Regions from separate parts of the Homo sapiens genome. Here region 1 is linked to region 2. Evidence: read pairs that join two places in POLR2A ChIA-PET (ENCODE). Cell type or tissue: A673. All regions are shown on one strand. Links, peaks and the distances in the headings refer to the core of each region. The heading gives the core; the rest is flanking DNA. Region 1 overlaps ARHGEF17 (Rho guanine nucleotide exchange factor 17). Region 2 overlaps RAB6A (RAB6A, member RAS oncogene family).

Region 1 (7,386 bases), core at 1,020-6,019, 390 kb after region 2:
GGGAGCTGAGAATTAGAGGGAGGACATCATGGGGGGAATCAACTCCCATGGGGAGACATCAGCTCCAATAGGCTCCTGCTTCCCAGGGGACCCAGGGCCCCCATTTCAGGGCTTGCCAGCAAGGCGCCAGGCTGCCTGGGCACATTTCCCAGTAAGTACGCCAGGGCTTCAAGCCTTTCTGGGAAACATTGGCTCCCCCTTCCCCCACCCTGCTACCGCCATCCCTGCCAACTCTGCTTAGTGGGAACTCTGTGGGACCAATGTACGGTCTGGGAGTCAGGACACTGGGAGCCAAATCCCATACTCAAGCTTTGGGGCCTTGGGCAGACCCTGCCCACTCTGAGCCTGCTTCTTTATTGGACTATTGGAGCCATGGCAATGCCCACGTAGCTGGAGGATCAGATGGGAGGGATGGGGCTACCTTGGGGGGTAGGGGGAGGCATGAGCTCCCTGTCCCAGGAGACATGCACGCTGGAGCTAAATGGGTGTCATGGTGGCTGCAGAGGAGACACCAGTGGGATATGGCCCTGTCACCTGCCTCACTGGGACCCTGTGGCGGCTCCACTCTCCTAGCCTTTCAGCCAAGCCAATGTGGGTCTGCAGGGGGTGGCCAGTGTAGCGCAAAGCCCAGTCCACCCTGGGGACTTTTCAAACTCCACCTCCCCACCCTAAGTGACCCCTCACACACTGCCCAGCCATGTGAGAAGTTGTAGCTCTGTGTTCACCTTGAACATTGGGGTCCAGGCCCTTGAGGAGCCCCTGGGGCTGCAGCAGAAACCCACCACTCCACCATCTCTGCCTGGGCCCAAGCCACCATCATCTCTTGTCCAGATTATTCCAGCAGCCTTCTGACTGGCCTCACAGCCTCCACCTGGCCCCTTGCAATCTATCCACATGGAGCAGCCAGAGCAGACCTGTGAATGCTTAAGTCAGACCAGGCCACTATTCCACTCAGAACCTTCCAACAGCACCTGCCCCATCTCACTTTGAGTATGTGCTGAAGTCCTCCTATTGGCCTACATGATCTTCCTCACCCTAACCCACCTCTGATCTTCTACTTCTCTGCTCCATCCATACAGTTCTCTTGACTGTTTCTCAACCACCTCAGTGCCTTTGCATCTGCTGTTCCTCTCTGCCCAGAATGCTGTTTCCCTCAGCCACCTGACCTGCTCCCTCACTTCCTCCAGGCTTCTGCTCAAATGTCACCTCCTCAGACAGGCATTCCTGATCTCTTGATCTAAAGTACCCCACCCTGTCATTCTCTACTCCCTTATCCTGCTTTATTTTTTTCTCGGACCCTACCACTCCCTGACACAGAATATCTCCATTTACAGACAGGCCTCCTCCCTAGTCTGGAAGCTCCACAAGGACAGGCTTTTGTTTTGTTTGCTGCTGTATTCCCAGGCCTAGAAGGCCTGACATGTCTTATTGCTCAGACAGTATTTGTTTAATGGATGAATGCATTACCCTATCAAAGGCCACCTGAGTCTCTGAAACAAACTTTTACTGCACACAACCTGCCATATTTCTTTCCATCTCCTAGCCTCTGCTCATGCTGTGCCCTCTTCATAGAGCCTCTCCCTCTTGCTCAGTGTTCAAGCTCAAGCTTAGGCAGAGCCTCTTCTAGGAAGTCCCTCGGCCAGTTTCCAGGCTAGTCCCTCAACATCCTAAGCCCCTTCGAGTTGGCTTCTAGATCCTACACTCTGTGTGCCTCGGCTCCCAGGAAGCCTGGGGGTGCCTCCACCCTGCTTTGGGGCAGCAATGTGTAGCCTGAAAGATCACAGATGGGAGGGTGGGAGGGAAGCAGGAGGGGTAAGTCCCTACACGGGGAGAGGGGGCTGGGGACAGGATTAGCAGCAGCCTCTCCGCCTCCCAAACCCAGCTGGTCCCAGAAACGTGGGGCTGGAAAATGTCAGACTCAACTCTAGTCCATCCCCCAACCCTTCCTCGCTGGGGAGGACTCATTCCTGGACAGTGTTCCCCCCAAGAGCCCAGGCCCTTAGGAAGGAGTTGGGAGGAGATGTGAGGAATAAACAGAGGAAAGGGGCTGCCCTTCTGCCTGTCCTCCCTCATCTCACCCCCTCCTGCTGGGTGACAAGACATTTAATTATAGATATTTGGTACCGCTCAGAATTCCAAGTGTCCTAATCACCTCCTCCTTTCCCCCCAGAACCAGTTTCCATGGAAAAATCACACAAAGAGCCAAGGAGGGGAAGGAGAGAACCTCCACCCCCGCAGGTTCCCCGCCAAAAGGGGAGAAAGAAGGGTGACTAGAAGAGCTGTTGCCAGACCTTCATCAGCAAGGCAGGGAGCTGGCTGGGTAGGGAGGGGGTCTGAGTGGAGAGGAACAAGGCCAGGGTCCTGGTGCATGGGCCTGGTTCTGCCCGCCCTTGCTGTGTGACCTTAGACCTAGCATTCTCCCTTTCTGGGTCTCAAAGTTCTTCCCATCCCAACCCCAGGCCCTGGTGAATTAAATAACCACTATGAAAGTGTTCAGGCTGTTGGGGATGTGGAGGTGACACTCCCAACTGTCTGCTGACTTGTCCCCGCTACTCAGATGGCAGGCCAATCTCCTTGGGACCCCTCACCTCTAAGACACTGATATGCTAGGATTCAGGGTGAATCCAACAGTCTTCGACTCTAAGTCTGCACTGTAAGATATCCACAGCTTTCACAGTTGAAGAATGAAACAGATAGTGTCTGGCACATAGCAAGCACTTGATAAATGTTCGTCATTGTTACTGCTATTTCAGTATGTTAAAATTTCGTGAGTTCATCTGCCTATGATGCTGAGAGACAAGTCACCCCCTGCTGTGGGCTACAGTTGTGGCATGTGTCAAACGGGTATCAGGGACCTGAGGGCAGAAGGTGGGACTGCAAGACTCTGCACTTTGAGGCTGGGGCGGGGGAAGCTCTCCCTCACAGGAAGAGTTGTTGACCAACCAGGCTACAGTGGGCCTCAGTGGAGGTAACAAGAGTGTGGGAGGGGCGGGGCAGGGAGGCCTGACAGCTCTGCCTCCTCACCTCCCGGCACACAGACAGGCATTCCTGGAATAAATGACCCATGAGCTACTGTTACTCCCTGTTCTCCTGGGTTCATGCAGCTATTGCAGACAGCTGCCTTTCTCTCCCCTCCAGCCACACCGCTGGCTCCTCCCATTTCACTTGACACCCCCTGCAGGCTGACTCCCTCCTTCTGAGCCTCACAGACCAGGCAGTCTAACCTCCCACTGTACAGATGGGAAAACTGAGAGACAAAGATGACTCTGTCCAGGTCTGAGTGAGTCAAAGGCTGAGCCAGGCCTGGCCCCAGGCCTCCCACTTCCCGGCAATGGGGGCAACACCACACAGAGCACGAATGTGGACCTGAGGGTGAAGGACTCCCTACAGCCTGGGGGGCGGGGGGCATCCCCTTAGTCCCCAGGGACTGCCAGAAGCAAAGAATGACAGCTCCTCTCGTCTCTGCTTATTCTGGAGTCCATACCACGCCATCTCCACCCACGGCCCAGGGAGCATGACTGGAGCCTCAGGCTTGAAACAAGGGAACATTGTCTCCTCAACAGAGGCCACCAGGAGGGGGTGGACAGCTGCTCCCCATATTCTGGGAGCCAGAAGGAAGGGGACAGCAGGAGGGGTTCAAGCTAGCAGATGGGAGAACTTCCAGGCTTTATGAGGGTGTGGGAAATTGGAGGATGATGGATGTTCTCAGAGGCTACTGCAGTCCACCAGGTTATACTGAGGCCCCCGAGGACCCAGCCCTGTGTTCACAAGCCAAGCCTGGTGGCTGAGAAGCAGCTGGGCAGTGCAGCCTCCATTTTTCTTCTTTCCTGCTACCAGAGAGGAAATGATCACACCACCCATTCACCACAAGAGACAGCCTGCCAGGCAGAGGCCATTACCCCCATTTTATGGAAGGGGGAAGTGAGGCACAGAGCAGGGATATGATGGATCCTAGGCCACACAGGGATCAGAAGAGCAAGGCTCACACCCTGCTCTTCTAATGACAGACTCACCAGTTACCTCCCCCTAAGGGGACATCAAGCTGGGCCTGGAAAAGTGAGAGGCCTGGAGTGGGCAAAAGCTTGGAGATCAGAGAAGGCCTCTGTTCGTGGCAGGGAGAAGCCCATGTTATGGCAGATCTGTCCCGCCTCAGAGCTCCAGAAAGGGGTGGGGGGTAGAGGAGAATGTGAAGGGAGGTGGGGCAGGAGAAGTTCTGTAAACTCCCACCTCCTCTCTGGGTCTCAAAGCCTTCTCTTAGAAGCACCCCCAACCCACCTTCAGTCTCCCTGAGTCCCTTGGTTTACTCCTGTCCTCTCCCCCATTTGAGCCTTCAAGGCTCCCAGAAAAGATATATGGGAAAGGAGGCTGGGGAGGAGACCCCTGACAAGAACTGGACCTGCTGTCTTCCTCCCCTCCCCCACCTTCAGAACTGGCACTGGAGTTCAGGGGCACCGGAGCTGCCCTCACTGGGACTCAGAAGGAAGGACAGGTTCAAAACGCCCCGCTCCCCACTCCCTGCCTGCTCTCTCTGCAGCCTCCATGAGAAACCCCAGAGCCAGGACCAGGGGTAACTGGAGACAAGGAGAGAGAAACAAAGAGAAAGGGAGTTCAGAGGGGCCATGAGAGTGCTGGGAAAGGGAGTGACTGAATCAGTCCAGGGTTTATAATTTCCAGGCTTCTCACACAGTCAGGGAGCGCAGTGGGAGCGCAGGCCACAGTTGAAGTAACCACTGGCCATCGCTGAGCTCAGCTCAGAATCCACAGCCTGGAATCTAGCTCCCAACCCAGATGCCAGGGCATATGCCATCTGGATCCCATCTGAATCCACAGCCTAAACTCCAGGGATAGCTGAAGCCAGAAGGTAGAAGGAGGGGTCTCAGGGAGAGTGAGCCCCCAGGGCTGGGGGTCTGGCAGAAACGGGGTGCATCTCAGAGTCACCAAGAAGGGGGTAGAGTGGGGAAAAGATGCAAGCAGACAGGATGGGGGAACAAGAACCGACCCCCCAGACCCATAGAGGCAGCCCTGAATATGGGGCCCAGAACCACTCCTGACCTCTCTAAAGGGCCCTGGCTGCCCAGCCTCTGCAGCCCCCTCCCTGCCTCTATCCTCCCCTAGAAGCCCCCATCTAGAAGCTTTTTTCATCTGAGGAGGCTCTGGCAGAACTCAGGCCCCAAGAGTCCCCAACTCAAAACCGCAGGCTCCCCCAAATCTGCACAGTACCAGCTGGATGGAAACATAGGCACTAGTTTGTCCACCTATCTCCCCTGATTGGGGAGATTAAGTCACAGAGAAAGGCCAATGTCACACAGCAAGAACAGAACTGCAGTTAGAACCCTGAGCCCCCTCTGCTCCTCCATAAAGTAAAGCCTTGTACCTCCCCAATTCTCCCAGGCCCAGGAACACATCTATATTCTGACCTGTCACAGGAAAGCCACACGAAGAAGGGCAAACCCATGTCAACTGTGGCCCCTGAGCCAAACATCCTATCAAGGGTCTGGCCAACAGAGTAGCAAGCCTCAGAGAAAGGACTGAGCCTGCGCTGGGTGCCATCACACTCATCCCTCCAACAAAGAACCACACAGGGATTTCCAAAACCAGTCCCTGAGAAACATCCAAAGGACAAGATAAGAATCCTTTGTAATTACCACCCAGAACACCTGGAGCAGACAAGACCCTTTGCCATTAGCACCAGCAGAAAACTGAAGCTTCTACAGGGCCTGAGTAGACAGGAGCCCTGTGTCATTAACAACTCTTAAAACTGCACAGGCACTTCCAGGACCAGAAAAGCACCCTTGGCACCTGGGCACCTGACCAGTGAATACAATGCAAAAGGCTCCAACCGAAGTCGGTGCCCATGGCCCTTCTTTGGCCCCAATCTGAAGGCCCCTACAAAGGACTCACCACCTGTGGCTTGCTGCAGCACTTGCTGGCAGGGGTAGGCTCATCTGCAGGCCGAGCTGCCTCAGGGGGCTTGGCCTCAGCAGAGGGCGGTGCAGCCAGAGGCAAGCAGGGCATGTCCACTGGCACTGGGGCAGGGACCTCACCGGAGTGCAGGTTCAGCATGTACTGCTTGGTGACGTCCTCGAGCGATGGTGCCTGCAACGTGGGATGGGCTCGGGTAGGGAAGCCTATGGGTTCTGGCACAGCCACAGGGGGACCAACAGAAGTTGGTGGCTCAGGCACCACAATAGGCATAAATGTGGCGGGCACACTGGCATGGCGAACGTGTCTGGAGGAGGGCCGGGCCCGAGACAGGCTGCCAGTCTGGTCCTGACTGCCCTCGTCTCTCCGAAGCTCCTGGTGACTACTCCGAGCTGGGCGCTTCTTGGAGCCTCGGCGGATTAGCCTCGGGGACAGAATGTCAGCCAGCTTGGGGTCAAGGTGAAAGTTTCGGTGGGCAGTGGCAGGGGGAGGCAGAGCCTCAGGTAGGGCCCTTTCAGACTGTGCCCGGCTCCTGGTGGCACCAGGTTCTTCTGGCTCTGCCCGCTGCTCTACAAGGATGGGCTCGCTGCTGGATGGAGGCAGCATGGGCTCAACTTCTCGGATGGGCTCCCCTCCAGGGCCCTCGAATCCAGGCCCAGCCAGCTCCCCACGGCGGCTGGGGTCACTCAGGGATTTCTTCTTGGGGGCTTTGCCAGCAATCCTGTCGTCCACCACACGCCCCAGGGTGCCAGGCCCCTGAACTATGCTCTGAATAACCTCCTGATATCCCTTGCTCTCTTCACTGCCCACAGACCAGTCACTGTGACCACTGGTCAAGCCCTCATCCATGGCTGAGGTGGCAGGGAGCCCTGTCTTGGGGCTCAGTGAGCCCAGGAGGTTGCTGTCCACAGAGAACCCAGTAGGCTCTTCAGAGGTGGCAGCCCGGTGGCGCTGAGGAATTGGGTCACTCAGGGACCTGTAGGCCTCCCCTGCCTCCCCATTGCTCAATTCGCTCCCACCAGAACCTGAAGGTGGGACTTTGCGTCGTCGGCGGAGGGCACCTGGTGTGGGAGGGGTCTCAGGCGACACCAGGGCCCACCCGCCCAGACTGTCCTCAGTCCCAGGGCCATGGTGGTTCGTCTGGGCCGAGGATGAGGAAAGAGGTCGCCACATCCCTGTGGTACCCAGGCCGCAAAATGCTGCAACAGGAGGCTCAGGGTCTGCCCCAATGCCTTCATCTGTCAGACTGGACTCAGGGCCTGAGAGCTCCTCCTGGGACCGCTGCCCTCGGGTCACATCCCCTGCCCAGTCAGGGCTTCCAGGGGGGGCATCGCTTCCATCATCTTGTTGGGCACCCATGCGCTGGATCTTCTCAAAAACCTGGCGGGCCTCCTGCACATATTGGTCCTGGACGATGAGGGGCAGCGGATCCTCCTCGGCACCAGGGCCTGTGAGCAGGAGCTC
Region 2 (7,386 bases), core at 877-5,876:
GTGTTCACCAGGATGGTCTCGATCTCCTGACCTCGTGATCTGCCCACCTCGGCCTCCCAAAGTGCTGGGATTACAGGTGTGAGCCACTGCACCCAGACTATTTTTATTTTTTATTTATTTATTTTTTTTGAGATGGAGTCTCACTCTGTCGCCAGGCTGGAGTGCAGTGGCACGATCTCAGCTCACTGCAACCTCTGCCTCCTGGGTTGAAGTGATTCTCCTGCCGCAGCCTCCCGAGTAGCTGGGACTACAGTCGAGCGCCACCATGCCCAGCTAATTTTTTTGTATTTTTAGTAGAGACGGAGTTTCACTATGTTGGTCAGGATGGTCTCGATCTCCTGACCTCGTGATCTGCCTGCCTCGGTCTCCCAAATTGCTGGAATTACAGGTGTGAGCCACCATGCCTGGCCCTTCTTATTTTTATTTTTTTGAGTTGTGGTCTTGCTCTGTTGCCCAGGCTGGAGTGCAGTGGCATGATCACAGCTCATTGCAGCCTTGACCTCTCAGGCTCAAGTGATTCTCCCACCTCAGCCTCCAGAATAGCTGGGACTACAGGCACACACCACCATGCCCAGCTAATTTTTAATTTTTTTCCAGAGAATAGGTTCTTGCCATGTTGCCCAGGCTAGTCTTGAACTCCTAGACTCAGGTGATCCTCCCAACTTGGCCTCGAAGATTTCGAGATTATAGGTATGAGCCCCTCTGCCTGGTCGATTTTTAGTAAATTTATAGCATTGTACAACTATTACCATAATCTGATGTTAGAAATTTTTTTTTTTTTTTTGAGATGGAGTCTCCCTCTGTTGCCCAGGCTGGAGTGCAGTGGCACCACCTCGGCTCACTGCAACCTTGCCTCCCGGGTTCAAGCAGTTCTCCTGCCTCAGCCTCCCAAATAGCTGGGACTACAGGCGCATGCCACCACGCCCAGCCAATTTTTGTATTTTTATATGATCCTGACCTCAAGATCCATCCATCTCGGCCTCCCAAAGTGCTGGGTATACAGGCGTGAGCCACGGCGCCCAGCCCTTCTTACTTTTAATTTAGATTGTTTTTGTTTTTGTTTTGGGTTTTTTTTAGACAGTCTTGCTCTGTTGCCCAGGCTGGAGTGAGTGGCACAATCTTGGCTCACTGCAACCTCCGCCTCCCTGGTTCAAGTGATTCTCATGCCTCAGCCTCCTGCCTAGCTGGGATTATAAGTGCATGCCACTGTGTCTAGCTAATTTTTATATTTTTTGTAGAGACAGGGTTTTGCCACGTTGGCCAGGCTGGTCTGAAACTCCTGGCCTTAGGTGATACGCCCACCTCAGCCTTTCAAAGTGCTGAGATTACAGGCGTGAGCCACTGTATCTGGCCAGAAATTTTTTAATTGTCAGTTTATTCTGCCTCCCCACTAAACAACAAACTCCATAAATGTTCATTGAATGAATGATAATATACTTTATTTTTTTTTAGCAGATTCTTAGAGCTGCATTGTTTTGCCATAAAAATAAGATTTATTTCATGTCCTTGGTTCTGTCTTAAGAATTTTCTTAGCTAGACTGAACAAGCCCTAGAGAAGCCAGGTTACTTGGAGAATTGCCCTTCATTTGCTGTTTTGACTACACCTTAGACATAGATACATGTTCATCTTCCGTTTCTTTGCATTCACCTGAACCCATGTTGAATTTTTTTTTTCCAATTTTTTTTAATTAGGCCAGGCATGGTTGCTCATGCCTATAATCCCAGCACTTTCGGAGGCTGAGGCAGGCGGATCACTTGAGGTCAGGAGTTCTACTAAAAAATTAAAAAATTAGCTGGATGTGGTCTCATACACCTGTAATCCCAGCTACTCGGGAGTCTGAGGCAAGAGAATCACTTGAACCCAGGAGGCGGAGATTGCAGTGAGCCAAAATCACACCACTGCACTCCAGCCTGGGTGACAGAGCGAGACTCTGTCTCAAGAAAAAAAAAAATAATAATATATATAAAATTGAGATAAACATTTATGTACAGTGAAATGTATACATCTTAAATTGACTATTAGATGAGTTTTGGTAAATGTATTTACAGGTATAATGACCACAGCAATGAAGATATGGAAATATGTTGTTAATTTCCCAATGTTTAGGGACATTTCTAGATAATCTTAATTGTTACTGGCTTCTAATTTAATTCTGTTATAGTCAGAGAATACACTCTGTAATATTTCAGTCATTTGTAATTTATTGAGACAAGTTTTATGGCCTATCATATGGTCTATCTTATTGAATGTTCTTATATGTACTGGAAAAAGAATTTTTTTTACAGTTATCAGGTATACTAGTTAACATGTTTGACAGCATTCTCAAACCTTATATAGCCTGGCTGGGCACAGCGGCTCATGCCCATAATCCCAGCACTTCAGGAGGTGGATGTGGGAGGATCACTTGAGGCCAGGAGTTCAAAACCATCCTGGTCAACATAGTGAAACCCTGTCTCTACAAAAGTAGAAAAATTTTTTTGAAAATTAGCTGAGCATGGTGGCATGCACCTGTAGTTCCAGCTACTCAGGAGACTGAGGCAGAGGATTGCTTGAGCCCAGGAGTTCAAGGCTGCAGTGAGGCATGATTGCGCCACTGCATTCCAGCCTAAGCAACAGAACAAGACTGTCTCAATAAACAAAAAAACACCTTATATATCCTTACTAGTTTTTTGTCCAGTTCTGTCGATAACTGAGAAGGGGATATTGAAACCTATAACAACAACGATGTATTGTTCGCTTTGCTGATTAGTTCTGTCAGCTGTTACTTCTTGTATTTTGAAGTTATGTTAGTAAGTGTATACATATTTAGGATCATTATGTCTTCATTATCTGTTGACTTTTTGTATGTAAAGAACTGTCCCTCGTGGGCTGTGTGTGGTTGCACAGGCCTGTATTCCCAGCGCTTTTGGGAGGCCAAGGCAAGGCAGGCTGATTTCTTGAGCCCAGCAATTGAGACCTGCTTGGGCAACATGACGAAACCCTGTCTCTACAAAAAAACACAGAAATTAACCCAGCGTGGTAGTCCCAACTACTTGGGAGGTTGAGCTGGGTGGATTGCTTGGCCCAGGGGGTCGAGGCAGCAGTGAGCTGAGATCACACCACTGCACTCCAGCCTGAGCAATAGAGCAAGACCCTGTCTCAAAATAAAAAACAAAAAACACGAAAGAAAAAAGAAATGTCCCCATATCCAGAGTTAATCATTGCTGTATGTACAAGAGTGTTAGTCTTATACAAGCTGCTCTGCTATTACCAAAGCTAAAGTCTGCACTGAATTTATAGGGGTAAAAATTAAAATATCTGATAAAGGAAATAAAACTGATTATCGTGAAATAATCTCTGATCTCTTCTGAGTTCTTGCTATGTAGGTCAGTCACAATTCAGAAGTTGTGCTGGTATTCAGGACTTTCTGAGGTAAATTTCACAGTCTAGTCACTGTCTTGGAAAACATTGAGAATCACAGTCTTACATGCCTGTTATTACCGTTGTGTGTTTTCTCAGCTGTGTATGTTTGTAAGCAGAACTATTTTTGATTTTTGATTGTACTCATTTTATTTGACAAAATCATGCCTTTTTACCAGAAGATACACAGAAGTCTTTCTGTATATAAGGTATATATTTATCAGTACTATAGGTACCATGTAGTTCTACTTTTCCATATACAGAGTTGTTTCCTAGCTTTCTGCTAATCTAACTGGATTCCTCTTCCCCATTTCCTCATTTACTAGATTATAATGCACATCACATAATAAAAGCTTAAAAATGGGCTTTCACAGTTACTGTTTTCTTTTTAAATAATTGTGAGAGAGCTTTTACATCATTTATTATCTAATCATGATTCAAGTGACTAGGCTGTAGCACCCAAGAACCTTGCCTTAAAACAGTTTATTTTACCCAATAATACTACTTTGCCTTCTTACTTAAAAATGTCCTGTGCTTAACCCTTTTGCTCTTTATTTTGATTTAAGCACTTGACCCTAAAGTCCTGCTTCTGTCTTACAGAAGATTGTTGTCATTTAAAAAATAAAACAATCAGTACTAGAACTAGCATAAATAGTAATATCTAACATGATCATTTGTATTATATAGCATATTTAAGTAAAATGTGTTTCATTCCATTCAGTATTTCATAAAAAGACAGCCTCTGAAAAATAGTTTTACTCCTTAGATTTCTCATCCACTACCCTCCTCCCCCCCCCCCCCCCACACACACACTTTTTTTTTTTTTTTTGAGACAGGGTCTTGCTCTGTCACCCAGGCTGGAGTATAGTGGTATGAACACGGCTCACTGCAGCCTTGAACTGCTGGGCTCAAGCAATCCTCCTGCCTCATCAGCCTTCTAAGTAGCTAGGACTACAGGCCCCCACTATCATACCCAGCTAATTATTTATTTTTCCTAGAGATGGGTCTTGCTATATTGCCCAGGCCTCAAGTGATCCACCAGCCTTGGCCTCCCAAAGTGTTGGAATTACAGGTGTGAGCCATGGTGCCTGGCCCAAATTCTTTTTTTCTAATGCATAAGTATTACTTTGTTTTTGAAAGTGGTATGGTGTTTAAATTGCTGAAGAAATGATAATGATAAGGTGATTACTTTAGCCTTCACCTGGCTTTTCATCTGGGAATTAGTACATTCTTTTAGTGAAGCAATAAGTGTGTGGTGTCACCTTATTATATATTTTGTAGTACTGAAAAATGGAAAAAGAAAAGAAAAACTCCTTGATCTTCAACTTCTAAAATCATTAGTACTTATCATAAAAAGAAGATTTGTTTGAAAGAGAGAAGACTTTATGAGAAACTAGTGATAGCTGATGGGCATCAGCTCTAACAGGTCAATGAAAGCTTGTGTACATACTAACCATGGAGTTGCAATGTTATATGTATGGGAAAATTATTTTATATTGGCTGAAATAGTATATGTACCTTATGCATTGGTGGTGATCATATCTTTTCCTCATCACTATATCTCCCATGTCTACCACAGTTGGCTTATAGCAGGTGTTAATCTTGGGCTTTTGTCATGTACCTAAATCCATAGGTATCAAGTGTGGCACGCTAGACCACTGTAGGTACTTTGGAAAATAAAAAGTTATGTAAAATGTGGTTCCTAACTTCAAGAAACTTATGATATTGTTGGGAAGAAGAGTCACATTCTCATGAAGACTGTGCAGTAAAGAATGGGTCATACATGATAAATTCCTAGCAAATGCTACAGACAGTAAGATACATCGTAATTATTGAGAAGCAAGGCCAGGCGCAGTGGCTCACACCTCTGAGCCTGAGTTGGGAGGCTTGCTTGAAAGCCAGGTGTTTGAGACCAGCCTTGGCAAAAAAGGGAAAACTTGTCTCTACAGAATAATGAAAAATAAATAAAAATTTAAAAATTACCTAGCTCTGGTTGAGTGTCTGTAGTCCCAGCTATTCAGGAGCCTGAGAGAGCCTGAGATGGGACCGTCACTTGACCCCAGGAGTTGGAGGTTGCAGTGAGCTATTAGCACGCCACTGCACTCCAGCCTGGATGACAGAGCAAGACCCTTGATTCAAAAAAATTAAAAAGGAGAGAAGCAAAACGAATGCTGGCACAAAGAGGTTTATTGACTAATTGAATGATATCACATATAGTTAGAATGGTTGAGGAATGCTTTGTTTAAAAAACAGCATTATCGGCCTGGCGCAGTGGCTCAAACATGTAATCCCAGCACCTTGGGAGGCCAAGGTGGGTGAATCACCGGAGGTCAGGAGTTCGAGACCAGCCTGACCAACATGGTGAAACTCTGTCTCTACTAAAAATACAAAAAATTAGCTGGGTGTGGTGGCGGGCGCCTGTAATCCCAGCTACTGGGAAGGCTGAGGCAGGAGAATCACTTGAACCTGGGAGGCGGAGGTTGGAGTGACCTGAGATTGTGCCATTGCATTACAGCCTGGGCGACAGAGCAAGACTCCATCTCAAAAAAAAAAAAAAAAAAAATCGCAAAAAAAGTATCTGAGCTGAACTGAGTGTACTTGATTTGGATAGGTAACTGGGGATGCTTCTAGGAAGAAGAAAAATTAACATATGTATGATACAAGACTACCTAGCACACATAGTGTAAATACTATGCCATGAACGTTCACTTAAAATCTTTCATATTGCCTTCCTAGCAAGCACTTTATATACAATATCTAGGTGCTTAGATACTTGTCGAATACAAGAAGGAATCTATGTAACAATCCTACGAGTCAACTGCTATTGTTGGTCTGATTTTAGAGAGAAAATCTGAAGCGTAGAAATTATATAACTTTCCTAGAATTGCCTAAATACTATCTGCTAGATCCATTTAATGTACCAAGTGTTTAACTTAATTCTCACAATATCCCTATGAAGTAGATAAGTATATTCATTTCACTGATATGAAACCAAAGTTTTAGAGGCCAAGTAACTTGCTTAAGATTATAACTTAAACTGCAATGTGAGCCCAGGTCTATTTAGTTCCAAAATCTGAGATCTTAAGCCTTATATTCTGCCTCTCTCAAATTTAACCTCACCCCAATTTATCCTTTTGTGTTTCATATCCTTAACACAGTAGGACTTTATTTTTTATTTTTATTTATTTATTTTTTTGAGAGTCTCACTCTGTCACCCAGGCTGGAGTGCAGTGGCACAATCTCGGCTCACTGCAATCTCTGCCTCCAGGGTTCAAGTGATTCTCCTACCTCAGCCTACTGAATAGCTGGGATTATAGGCATGCTCCACCTCGCCTGGCTAATTTTTGTATTTTTTAGTAGAGATGGAGTTTTGCCATGTTGGCCAGGCTGGTCTTGAACTCCTGACCTCAGGTGATCTGCCCACCTTGGCCTCCCAAAGTGCTGGGGTTACAGGCGTGAGCCACCATGCCCAGCCCACAGTAGGACTTCAGTATAACTGAATGGTCAGAAATCTATATGTATAATGAATATGAACTGACAGAGAAATTATATTGATCAGGTTTTATTCAGTCATTAATTAACTCAGATATTTGTTGATCACCTCCTGCATGCCTAGTTATGTTATAGGCACTGGGGATACAATAATGGAACAAAATACCTAAGTCTGTGCCATTATGGAGCTTACATTCTGGTATGGAGAGTTAGACAATTAGTGAAATATAATCCTTAAGGAGGTTATAGATTCTATAGAGAAAAATGAAGTAGGGGCCAGGCACAGTGGCTCATGCCTGTAATCCCAGTGTTTTGGGAGACTGAAGCAGGCAGATCACTTGAGGCCAGGAGTTCAAGATCAGCCTGGCCAACATAGTGAAACCCGTCTCTACTAAAAATACGAAAATCAGCCGAGTGTGGTGGTGCTCACCTGTAATCCCAGCTACTTAGAAGGCTGAAGCACAAGAATCACTTGAACCTGGGTGGTGGAGGTT

The links. ChIA-PET counts read pairs that join two places held together with the same protein. Peaks named below come from ENCODE experiments on the same cell type or tissue, not always from the same donor. Only the 100,000 strongest peaks of a DNase experiment are listed, where the experiment ranks them.
Region 1: POLR2A ChIA-PET joins it to region 2 with 21 read pairs; 2 of 35 experiments call an interaction of 5 or more read pairs at or near these places.

Annotation. Positions count from the first base shown.
Region 1 is chr11:73,310,346-73,317,731 of GRCh38, reverse strand. ARHGEF17 (Rho guanine nucleotide exchange factor 17) reads right to left here. Exons shown (of 21, transcript NM_014786.4): 1 at 5,902-7,386. Among named protein-coding and RNA genes, the nearest start is that of ARHGEF17-AS1, 4.7 kb to the right of the region's middle. RefSeq lists an enhancer at 3,203-3,382. In A673, for the core only: no CTCF peak of the experiment used is centred there; a DNase peak (open chromatin) is centred at 3,151; H3K4me3 peaks cover 496 bases; H3K27ac peaks cover 4,737 bases.
Region 2 is chr11:73,697,427-73,704,812 of GRCh38, reverse strand. All of the region lies in intron 6 of RAB6A (RAB6A, member RAS oncogene family), which reads left to right. Among named protein-coding and RNA genes, the nearest start is that of PLEKHB1, 55 kb to the right of the region's middle. In A673, for the core only: no CTCF peak of the experiment used is centred there; no DNase peak of the experiment used is centred there.